Linked DNA regions of Homo sapiens: region 1 is linked to region 2. A link is a contact called in ENCODE Hi-C or POLR2A ChIA-PET data. All regions are on one chromosome and are shown on one strand. Each heading gives the region's core, a stretch centred on a gene start or an enhancer-like site at or near the end of the contact. The rest is flanking DNA. Distances are from core to core; before and after follow the strand shown.

The links. Hi-C counts contacts between places; a loop is a spot of excess contacts on that map. ChIA-PET counts read pairs that join two places held with the same protein, here RNA polymerase II (POLR2A).
Region 1: a map of naive thymus-derived CD4-positive, alpha-beta T cell shows a loop between it and region 2 (17-fold over the local background). The contact joins the promoter of ARHGAP25 here to the promoter of UGP2 in region 2. A Hi-C loop is called at or near these places in 1 of 168 maps with a recorded cell type or tissue (naive thymus-derived CD4-positive, alpha-beta T cell). POLR2A ChIA-PET finds 5 or more read pairs at or near these places in 1 of 52 experiments (CD4-positive, alpha-beta T cell).

Annotation. Positions count from the first base shown.
Region 1 is chr2:68,732,791-68,738,531 of GRCh38, forward strand. It overlaps ARHGAP25 (Rho GTPase activating protein 25), which reads left to right and starts at 2,021. Exons shown (of 11, transcript NM_001007231.3): 1 at 2,021-2,470. The coding sequence starts at 2,410.
Region 2 is chr2:63,840,606-63,846,199 of GRCh38, forward strand. It overlaps UGP2 (UDP-glucose pyrophosphorylase 2), which reads left to right and starts at 1,291. Exons shown (of 10, transcript NM_006759.4): 1 at 1,291-1,599. The coding sequence starts at 1,581. It also overlaps a transcript of WDPCP not described here. RefSeq lists enhancers at 298-477, 1,348-1,397 and a silencer at 938-1,247.

The DNA.
Region 1 (5,741 bases), core at 771-3,270, 4.9 Mb after region 2:
AATGCGCTTGCAAGGTTCTTCTCTCTTGTGCTCCTTTCATTCCTGAAGACAGGAGTATACACCAGGTCACCACTGTTCCTTCAGCCTCGTTCTCTGGATATACAGTTTGGATACATTTAGTTTGAGATGGCTACTATAGATCTAAGCAGAGATCCATGTGATTTGGAGTTCAGGGGGTCTGGGCTGGAAATACACATTGGAATCATCTGCAAATATGTGACATTTAAAGCCTTGAGACAGATGAGCTCACCAAGGTGTGAGTGTGGATGGAAAAAGAGTCCAGTCGAGTCTTGGTTTCCTTCAATATTTAGAGGTCAGAGAGATGAGAAGGAATCAGCAAGAAAACAGACACGGAAAAGCCAGAAAGGCAGGCAGACAGCCAGGCCAACCATGGGCCGTGGGAGCCCCATGGACAGAGGGCTCAGAGTTGGAGAGAGCTATCAAATGTGTCCGACACTGCTGATGGGCCCGTGAGATGAAGATGAAGCCCTGACCTGTGAGTTTAGTGACAGGGAAGTCGTAGGTATCCTTGATGAGAATATATTTTGTGGAGTCATAGGGGCAAAAACATCAACCAAGGGATTCGGGAGAGAATAAGAGGAGAGATATTTGCAAGTTAGACAATTCTTACTAAAGCTTGGTTCAGAAATGAAGGAGAGAAATGGGACTCTAGCCCAAGGGGGTGGTGGCATCCAGAGAGATTTTTTATGGGATAAAAAATAGTAAGTTTGAACGCTGACAGGAAGGATCAAAGAGAGAGAAGAAATTGATGATGCAATAGGGATGGGAGAGTGTTAACAGCCAGTTCACCCATTGTACCAAGAATAAGGTCAGGGATACAGCTTGCATGCAGGTAGGTGAGCAGATAGAGTGAGGGAAGCTTGTGGACATTCTCTTTCAGTTACATTGATTTTCTCAATGAAACGGGAACCCAGGTCGTCAGTAAGAGTAAGCAAGTGGCAGGTGAAGAAGAAAGTATGACAGAGTCATCTAGGAGAGTTGGAGAATGAATGGAGCAAGGCGTGCAGCTTAGATGCTGGCTAGCAGTGACTGTTCTGAGCACTTTGTACTGGCTTTTCTACTAAAGCCTCACAACAGCCTATGAAGTAAGCCCTATTATTTGCCCCATCTACAGATAAGAATTGAAGCACAAAGTGGTCAAGAAACTTGTCCATAGTCCCACAGCAGGAAAGCCAGGATTTGACTACCAGTGATCTGTTTCCAGGGCCCAAATGCTTAAGCACTAGGTTAGGCTGACCCAGTTAAACATGAAAGCTTGTCACAGAACTGAACTAAATAGAATAGAATAAAGGTTGAATTAATGTGTGTGGTGCAACCACTCTGTGTCAAGCTCTGCACTAGATTCCTCTGCAAAAACCCTTTGAGTTGTGGTTATTATCAACCCCATTTTACTGATGAGGACATTAAGGTCTGGAAAGATTCAGTTGCTTGTTCAAAAGTTGAAGAGCTAGCAAATGGAAGCCCACACCATGTATACAGCCCACACACCCTGATTCTAAAGCCCACACCCTGTGTACAATGCCAAAGAACCCTTAGGATATGTGAGTGGGTCGACCTAGCTTAAGTTGCTTCATTAAGCCAAATACATCAAAACCCTCCCTACATCAGGCTGAGATCACTTGCAAACTTTATCCTGAGCACCTGGAGAGCTTGCGACATGGTCCTTACAGCAGGAAGAATTTAAAAGAAGATAACTTTGGGGGAATGCTTGTTGTTTTTCTGACCATTTTTGGATGCTTGATCCGTTAGGTGAGGAAGAGGAGAGCTTAGAGTTGAAGTAGATGATGGGAGTTTCGACATTTTCTTCTAATTAAAACTGTAATCTTTTATAACAGAAGCAACCATTCTGGTTTTTCAAGCATTTCCAAAAACCATTTTCTCAAGAAAGAGTGCTCATAATGTATCATCTTCACTGAACAGCCACCCACTTCCTCAAATGCAAGGAAGCAGACAGTTAAAAAAGAAACACACACACACACACACAAAACCAAGAGGCAGCAGTTGTTTATCACGACCTCAACTCAGTAAGGCCTGAGATTCTTTCGAAAAGGAGCTTTGCTTCCCATGACGCAGAGGGAAGTGTCAACTGGGATATTTCTGGTAAAACTGAAAGCAAGAAAAGCAGGGTGCTAGCCCCTGTGGGACTGAGGGTGGAGGCTGGGGGAGTTTGGGTGCCATCCTCCAGTGACAGATGGATGGACCTTTCATCTAAGAGAAAGGAGGAGACACGTTGGCAAATCAGCCTCAAGCCTAAGATTGCTTGTGAAGCAATCATAAGGAGGAACAAAAACAGACACAAAAACAGAGGGAAAGAGTGAAAAGACAAGAAGGGCGCAAACTGTGACAGACTCACCGCTTCACTAACTACTCACTTAAACTGGAAGCAAAATGTCCCTAAAATTGCCAAGGAACTGGGATTTCAACCTGAAAGTGGAGGCTGCGAAAATAGGTATGGTTGGTGTCTTTTCGTTGCCTCTGTGATTCTTACGTATACTCGAGCACCATTTGCATGTTGGTCTGCAGGGAGCATAGTCTACTTAAAAATGGATCTCGCAGCAAATCTGAGTTTGAGGGACCATTTGCATTTAAGTTGGCATGCCAGGTCCAAGTTCTAAAATGCTGGGAGGGGGTTCTCTTTCATTTGGACAAAACAGTGGGATGGCACTCCTTGGTGTGCAGGATCTGGGGTACTTCGGATGATTTAAGGCTACAGACTACACACAAAACTGTGAGTTTTTAGCATATTCCATTTCCTTCCTGTTTGGAAACTCATCCATATTTTGAATGGTTCTGAACAGGAGCACAAAGACTAGAGTCTTTTGAAGTGCTCAATCTGTAAGTAAATTCAATGGGTGTTCTGTTTTGTGAGCCCAGGAGTCAAGGTGTATTAAAAGGTAGTAGCAAAAGGTAGACAACAAAAACAAGACAGGAACATAAAAACGTACTAAAGTATAATAAAGACCTTACTTAATAAAAATATAATTAAAGGAACAGAATGGGAGGGAATTCTTAGATGAGTTGGAAAAGAGATGTATTTTTTATTATTTTAAGGGAGACTGGCATATTTTCTGAGATAGTCTGGCCTTTAATCCATACCCTGTCCTTCTAATGATGATAGTGATACATTAAGTTTAATCTATATATTCGTTATGAAGTTCTTTACATAGATTTCTTCTATTGCTAAATTGGTCACAGTAATTCACATCAGAGCAATCGGGCTGAAAACTATTGCCTACATTTATGTATCTCACCCATACATGAGATAACTTCCTTGATATTAGATATAGATAAGTATTAAGGTGTTTCTAACAGCTTGGAGGAATTTTGCTTGGAAAAAGGTTTAGATTTGAACCTCTAATGGGGTTAAGTGTGCTACTAAAATAAGTGCTCCATTGAAAAGTCACAAGCGGAGCATTAATGATGTAGGTCTGAGAAAGGGTTTGAAAGAAAACAGAGTAATCAGAGAAGCCATTTATCTTGATAACTAGGGGAGATTAGCGTTCCCTAATCAAGCTGTGAATGATTGTATGCTGAGGTCAGTTCAGAGAAAAGGTAATGTTCATACCTCTTACAAAAGCAAGAGATTTTCCTCCTAACTATCATTGATACAAATGTACTTGGCTAATGCTCAATCTATGTCATACAAATTATATGGTTCTGTTCCTTTGAAAGTGTCCTGCTTCTACATAAATAAGGTCATTCTGCCTTCTCTCCACCTATGTTTGAACACAGGTTATTAGGGTCTTACTCTCCTTTGGTTTAAAAAACAAGAAAGTTGAGACAATTAATAGTTAAATGATTTTTTTCACAGATATAGGAAATTACCACACTAGAGCTCAAGACTGCATATACTCAGGTCTGGGATTTGATTGAGTGAATTTCATGATTTTTACCAATGTTTCTTAAAGCATGGTCCCATAGATAACCTATATCAGACTCACATCAAGTGCTGGCTAAAAATGCAGATTTCTGGGCACCATCCTTACAAAATCAGAATCTCTGGAGGAAGGCCCAGGATCCTGCATTTTGACAAGCACCCCCCACTTTCATCCTCACCTGAGGAAGAATTCCTGCTGTAGGTACTGTGGTCTATGTTCACTAGCCCCAGCAGACAGTTTTCACCCATTTAGTATAGGGCACAGTGCTTGTTCTTAACTGGGCACACAATAAATATTTGTTGGCTGAATGAATGCTTCAGCCAACAAAAACAAGCAGATGATGTTATTTAGTATTACTTAATGAAAAAATAATAATAAGGACATAATGAAATACAGAGGAGCCCTTGTCATTATCCATGCTATCTATAAGTTTGTCACCCTGAAGGACTGGACTACAGTAGGATGCATTTATAAGTGTCACATGAACTAGAATTCAGATCATAATCTGAGTCCTCTGATGGGGGAGAGCCCTTGACTCAGTCACAGGACTTCCAGTCCCCTCTCCAGCATCCTGTGTCCAGGTGTAACTGTAGGAACTGGCTTACCAATATATCAAAGAAACTTACCTCTATTGGGAAGACCTGTGGAACTGGGAGTTATGTCAGGAAAGCTGACAATCTGTGGTTTTAACGTTTTCTCAACCTAGATACCATTGACATTTGGGGTTGGATAGTTTTTTGTTGTGGGGCCTGTCCTGTGAATTATAGGATGTTTAGCAGAATCCTTGGCCTCTACCTTCTAGGTGATGGTAACACCCCCCTACCACTACCAGTTGTGACAAATAAAACTGTCTTTACATATAGCCAAGTGTTCCTTGGGGATGGGGGTGAGGGTAATATCTTCTCTAATTGAGAACTCCTGGAGTAGATGATCACCAAAAGGGTGGAATATAAGGTCATTTGGGACTAGAACCCAAATATTAACTCATGATTCACTCTGTAGCTCAATTTTTTGGAGGCTTTTATTGAGATCTGTCCTCAGGGAGCCAGGCCATAGCTTAGGAAGGACACTAGAATGGGCCCTTGGTGAAATAGCAAGACACTGACCCAGAATGTGACCCAGGAAAGGGGCCCTAGCTTTTTTTGATGAGCTATGCTTCCAGTTTCCCCAGAATCTTGTGAGCTGGAGTGAAAGTGAAAGTCTCTGAGAGCGAGGGGAGGGACTCTCCACTGTACTTCCATCTCAGAGCTGAAGAGGGTCTTGCTGGATGGCAGACTCACCTGAGTCCACTACCATGAGTCTGACAGATTTTCATGCAGTGATGAAGAAAAGTCACAGAACTTCCTGAATCTGACCTATTGATCCTGGCAGGAATAGGGGTTGGAAGAAAAAGGAAAATGCAGAACAAACAGTCTTGACTTGAGGTGGAGCCAAGAGCACACACTTCTTCCTGTGATCCTTTATCATTTTCAATTTTAGAATCATGACAGCCTTTCACTGCCTTCACGCAGTTACTCAAATATTTTGCCTTTTTAACTGAATTGTCATCACTGGAGGACAGGTCCAGACTTTCTGGACCTCCAGCCCCAGGTTACAGGGCTTTCTTGAAAGAGTTACATGGCTTCCCAATGACCAGGCCAGTCTACTTGAGCACATTTTGTACCTTATTTGAACACTGAAATGCTGGTTCCCCAGTTTCAGGAGAATCCTGAAACTATATAGCCCATGGTGAACTGATTTGTGTTTGTTTGATGTTCAGCTTTCTGAACATCAGAAAGTGGTGAGTGCTTTCTTTACAATTCATTACCAAACTTACTATATGCTAACCAGACCAGCCTGGGT
Region 2 (5,594 bases), core at 41-2,540:
GAGAAGCGTCTGGGCTCCCTCGGGGCAGCTGCGGTGGGGAGCTCCGGCTCTATCCGCAGGGCTTTCTTTAGTCCCTAGTCAGCGGGAATATTTTTACTGATTGGAAAAATAACCAGTCGTGCTCAGGTGCTCTCCCTCACTGAGATATACTGGCGAGGCTTCCCTGGCCGCAACGCCGCCGTAAGTGCTGCTCCCACGCGCGGTATCCCCGCGTACTGCTCAGTGCCCAACTCCGACGGGCTCTCAAGTGCCGCAACGCCCCGCCCCTTGCCACCTCCACACGTCTCATTGGCCAGAGCCTGCGTCCGCCTCGGCTCCTGACTGGCGGCTGCGCCTGTCGGTCCGTGCGGCAGGGACATTTCCGCATTGAAGGGGCTGCTCCGAATGGAGGGGGAGGGGAGGTGTTTAGGAGAAAGTAGGGGCTGTGGGTGTCGGGAGCCGGCTGACGGGTGGACAAGGGGGGGTTAGCAGCTGGGCTGCGACCGTTAGGGAGGGGCTCAAGGTGTGCATGTGTGAGGGAAGAGAGAGAGAGAGAAGGGCGCCTCAGAGGTGACTTTCAGCCTGCGAGCCTTCTTCCCGGGGCGCCATAAACGCCCCCAATTTCCCAGCTGCTAAAGGAAGAGGAAGGTGGGTCTCGCTGGCGGCTTGAGGAGGGGCGGGGTTGGGCTTCCGGCGACCCCCTGGATGAGTGTGTTTCCCGCTCTCGCTGGCCCGCTGTGTGGTCTCGGAGGCGGAATTTGGGCTTCTGAGGAGCGCAGGGCAGGCGGGGCGAGAATATGTACGGGAAGGGTCGGTGCCCTCCCTTGGGACTCCCGCGCCGGTGCACGGGTCTGCCTCTAGCCGGTGACCCCTTAGTGTCCGCTGCGGGGGAGGGGCAGCGTAGCCTTCGGCCCCTACCGAGAAAAAGCTGCGGCCGGGTTTCACTGCTCGAGGCGGGAAGGCGGGGAGCTGAGGCCCCGACCGGTCGGCCAGCCAGAGCGTGGAATTGGTAGCGCCTCCTAGTCCCAGGATGTTTATGGCTGGTGAAAATGGTTGCACTGCCCCCGCTGGCCGGCCTCGCCCGCCTCCCCGACCCCTGCTTGGGCGGGAGCCGCTGTTAACCGGGGTTTTCGGGGGAGGCGTTTGGGGCCTGGACGGCGGCGCGGGGAGGGGGCAGCTAGGGGCGCGGCCTGCCAGTGCCTCCTGCAGTACAGCCCTGGAGGGCGTGGGGACTTGGGGGCGGTGAAATAGCCGCTGTAGGTCCGCCTCTTTCATTGAAGAAATTTAAGTTCGTGTGGTTTTACCTTTTCCGGGAGTCTCCAGCTGGCCCTCATTTGTGTCCGGAGCTCAGGAGTTCCCAAACCGACTCAGTCGCACCAAGTTTCCGTCTTTTGGAATTGGGGAAGGAGTTTCTTTCTTTCTTTTCTTTTTTCTTGAGCCAGTTTTAATCGCTTTGAATAAATACTCCCTTAAGTAGTTAAATATAGGAGGAGAAAGAATACATCGGTTGTTAAAGCAGGAGAGGAAGAGAGACCTGCCCTGTAGCGTGACTCCTCTAGAAAAAAAAAAAAAAAGCCGGAGTATTTTACTAAGCCCCTAAAATGTCGAGATTTGTACAAGGTAAGAAATGCTGCTGCTTATATCCCGAGTTGCTTCAGGCAAATTTGGGTACTGACAGTGGAGAGGTTGGTGGGTGGTTTGGAAGTGGAAATGTTCATTTGAGATAACATTTGCGAAACCCTTTTCGTTGAATTGTCATCTGAGCTGCCTTGAGCTGCTGGGTTGACGTTCCAGACGCGTATAATTTATGCTCCTGTACCCTGCTGGGTTTAGTTTTGCCTCCCTGAAATCAGGTTAGTAGTACCGTCGCTTTCCTGGATAGTGGCTGTAAGTGATAAAACAGGATTTTTGGCTGCTAATTAATCCTTGTTCTCTTTTCCTGGTCTGTGTCAAGGTACCTGTGCGTGCACGCAGACGGGAAGGGCTGGGGAAGCGGGAGGACTGAGAAAAGCCGGGTGGGTTTTGCCGGGACTGTTGGGGAAGCTTTAGTGTTCTCCGCTTCTACTTCGTTTGTGTGTACGTGGTTTGCGTCTCAGATTCACTTATTGCGAAACTGGGAGTAGCCCGAAGAAGCTGGAGGTCATTTCAGCTGGAGAAATGACTTTGCTGCATTGCTGTGTTTATTTTTTCCTTTTTTGAACTATGAAAAGATGATTAAGGTTCCTTTGAAGTTTGAAAACTGCTCTCTAAATTCCACATGTGTATTTAAAAAGGGTTAGGGAATGCCTCAACTGAGATTATCAGTAACGTGTATATGAATGCATGTGTGTACGGTGTACTCACTGAAATTGGTGCTGGCATAAACCTTTGACACCAGTTTGTAGCATGAGATTTGCCTTCTGGTATGCAAGTAAACTCTTTCCTTGTAGACTCCAGTGTGTGAAAGCTTCAGCCATCTTGATGAACACACAGCTAGTAAAGTTCACAAACACTTATTATGCTTCCTGATAAATGTAGGTGTACTTTTGGAAAAAAAAAGTTGTGTCAGTAATGGCCATCATTTGACCCTGGGAATAAAAATGCCCTACTGAGTTCTACATCGCTTTATTAACTCTTCTTTAAATTTTGTGTAGTAGATTAAAGTAAGAGAATTCGACTGCCTGTGTTATTATCGAAACAGATCGAACGCTATGCTTGCCTTTAGCGCTAAGCTCAGAAATGTCACTTGTTATTAGACTTTCAAATTCATGTTATACCTTATATGTGGTAAGAGATGCTTATGTTCTGATTGAGTAAATGTCTTATTCAAGAATAGAAAGGCAGAACTGTTAGAAACGTACTGGTTTTGTAATAACAATATTCAGTTACCATAAAGGCGGTATTTTGCAAGAATATGCTAGGTAAAAGTGGACAAGTTACTTCTCTTTAAAAGTTAGAAATATTAATAAACCCAAGGTGTTCCATGTAGAGTTATGCTTTAGAATAGGTTGCAGAATTGGCAAGCATTGACTGATTTCACAGCCTTTGCTGTAATGCCAACTTGTCCTCAGAAGATTCAAAATCAAGTGGTAAGAGTTGCTGTGTATGTTTGTCATTACTTTGTCATCCACTTTTTTTAAAAAAACTTTTTATATTTTGGAATACTTCAGGATTTATAGAAAAGTTGCACATTTGTCAAAACTAAGAAATTAACATAGGTACATTACTGTTAACTAAAGGCTTTGTTCAGATTACAGTTCCCATGATTCACTCTAAGATACCAGATTGCACTTAGTTGCCAGCCACTTTTTTTCTTTTTTCTTTTTCTTTCTTCTTTTTTTGTCAAGGTCTTACTGTGTTGTCCACGCTGGAGTACAGTGGGTATTCACAGGAACAATCATAGTGCACTACAGCCTCAAGCCCCTGGGCTCAAGCTGTCCTCCTGCGTTAGCCTCCTGAGTAGATGGGACTTAGGCATATGCCATAGCCTATAGTTGTCATACATTTTTACTTTAAATGGTAGTTTTCCTTTTAAGATGGGCAGTTTTGCACAAGAATATGACACCTCCTCAAAATTTTTTGACATGAATGTGCTCCTGTTTATCATTGTTTAAATTTTGTACAGTGTGAGCCCTCTATATGTTTAACTCTGCTGCTGTTGTAAATGATAAACCTAATTGGCAAATGACACAGCTGTCTCCACAAAAGAGCTTTCAAGTGTAAGGGTTGGAAATTTTGGTTTTGATTATTTTTTTAAGCAAATCAAATTCTTTGATCTTTGCTGCAGAAAATATTGATATTTCCAATCACTGGCACTTAGTAGTTCATGCTCCTTCATAGGGGAAAGAGTTAACAAATGTTAGGTTTCTAACTTTTTTTTTTCATGGGTTTTCTCAAGCTTTATAAGAGTCCTGAGATGTAGATTTTTTATCCTGCCCTTACAGGTGAGGAAAGTTAAGTATCTTGTCCAAAGTTCACAGCTTGTATAAAGCACTGATTGATTGATAGATTGATTTTGAGGCAGGGTCTCACTTTGTTGCCAGGCTGGAGTGCAGTGGTGCGATCACAGCTCACTGCAGCCTTGATCTCCTTGGCTTAAGCAATTTTCCCACCTCAGCCCCCTGAGTAGCTGGGACTACAGGTGCACACCACCATGCCTGGCTACTTTTCTCCTTTTTTAAAGAGACAGGCTTTCCCTATGTTTCTCAGGCTGGTCTCAAACTCCTGGTCTTAAGCGATCTTCTAGCCTCAGCCTCCCAGAGTACTGGGATTACAGGTGTGAGCTGCTAGTGCACAGCACTGAAATTCTTACATGAGTGTGTCTAAAACCCTAGTCCTTCCCGACATCTTTTGTTGCTTCTAACATTAACAACTGTGGAAATGGCCTGTTTCTCCAGCTAGACTGTCAGTTCCCATTGGGCAAAGATAATATTATATCCTTGGGAGAAATACAGTGTTTTGTAAGTGGACGATACTCTAAATGAATTTGTCATGGATGACAAATGAGAAGCCCACAGCTTAGCATTTTCCATCTACTATTTAGTAGCTTATCTTACATTTTTGGTTGTAGTTTTTATAACACCTCTTAGATTATATAAATGTTGAGAAAGATGGAAAGGTACAGACTTAGATTTGAATACCGTTACTAGCAGGTGATCTTAGGCACATACCTTTCAAACCTCAGTTTCTTCTTAGATAAAAATTGGGCAGTAATGCTTATGCCTCAGGGTTATTGAGAGGCTGAAATGAGATGAACTATGTGGATGTGCTAGGCACATATTAGGTAGCCAGTCAATTTTACTTTTCTTTCCTGAAATGATGGTGGCCTTTCAGATAGCATTGCCACCCAAAATATAACCACATGTCATCAACAGAACTAAAAGAAAAAAGGCAGGTATGAAAGTTCTTTATTTTCCTATTCCAGGTTTCATGTTCAGGCCTAGGTGTTATTATGTTAAAAAAAAAAAAAAAAAGTGCCGGGGTGGGGCAAGGTAACGTTTGGACAATATGAATTTGGTTGTAGTTTTTATAACCTCTCAACTTGAGTACAAGTTGGTGACGGTTTTCTTCTGAATACAGTGAACAAAATTTTTTTTGAGCTCTTACTATGTATGATGTACTGTATTAGGATTTCTGGCATATCCCTTATGGTAGGCACTGAAGTTCAGCAGATCTGGGCATTACACCTAAGTGTTGTGTACACCTGTTTTGAATGTAGTAGGATGGTTGCTATACTTGGCTTGTATCTCCTTCTCCAAATCCTAGGCATTGTGCCTTAGAGGAAAGCTGGGTATCTCCATCCTCAAGCATATTGACCGTAAACTATTAGGTGGAAATGTTCAATTAATAAAAATATTGAGGTAGGCAGGAGAGTTCTTAGTATATATTTCTTGGTCAAAAAAAAAGGTTCACGTTTCTTTGGTCACATCCCCAAGTCTCTGTCCCTCAGGCACTTAACATTCCTTCTCTTAGGAAGACCTTTCTTTACTGGATCTGCAGCATAATTCCTAGCTATTCTGCTGTTGGGTCACCTTCTGCCTACTTGTGACATTCCTTCTGCTCTTCCTTGCTCCAGGGATTGTTCCAGGGCCCCCAGTTATTCTAAATGGATGTGAGTACCATCTCTTCCCTAGCTG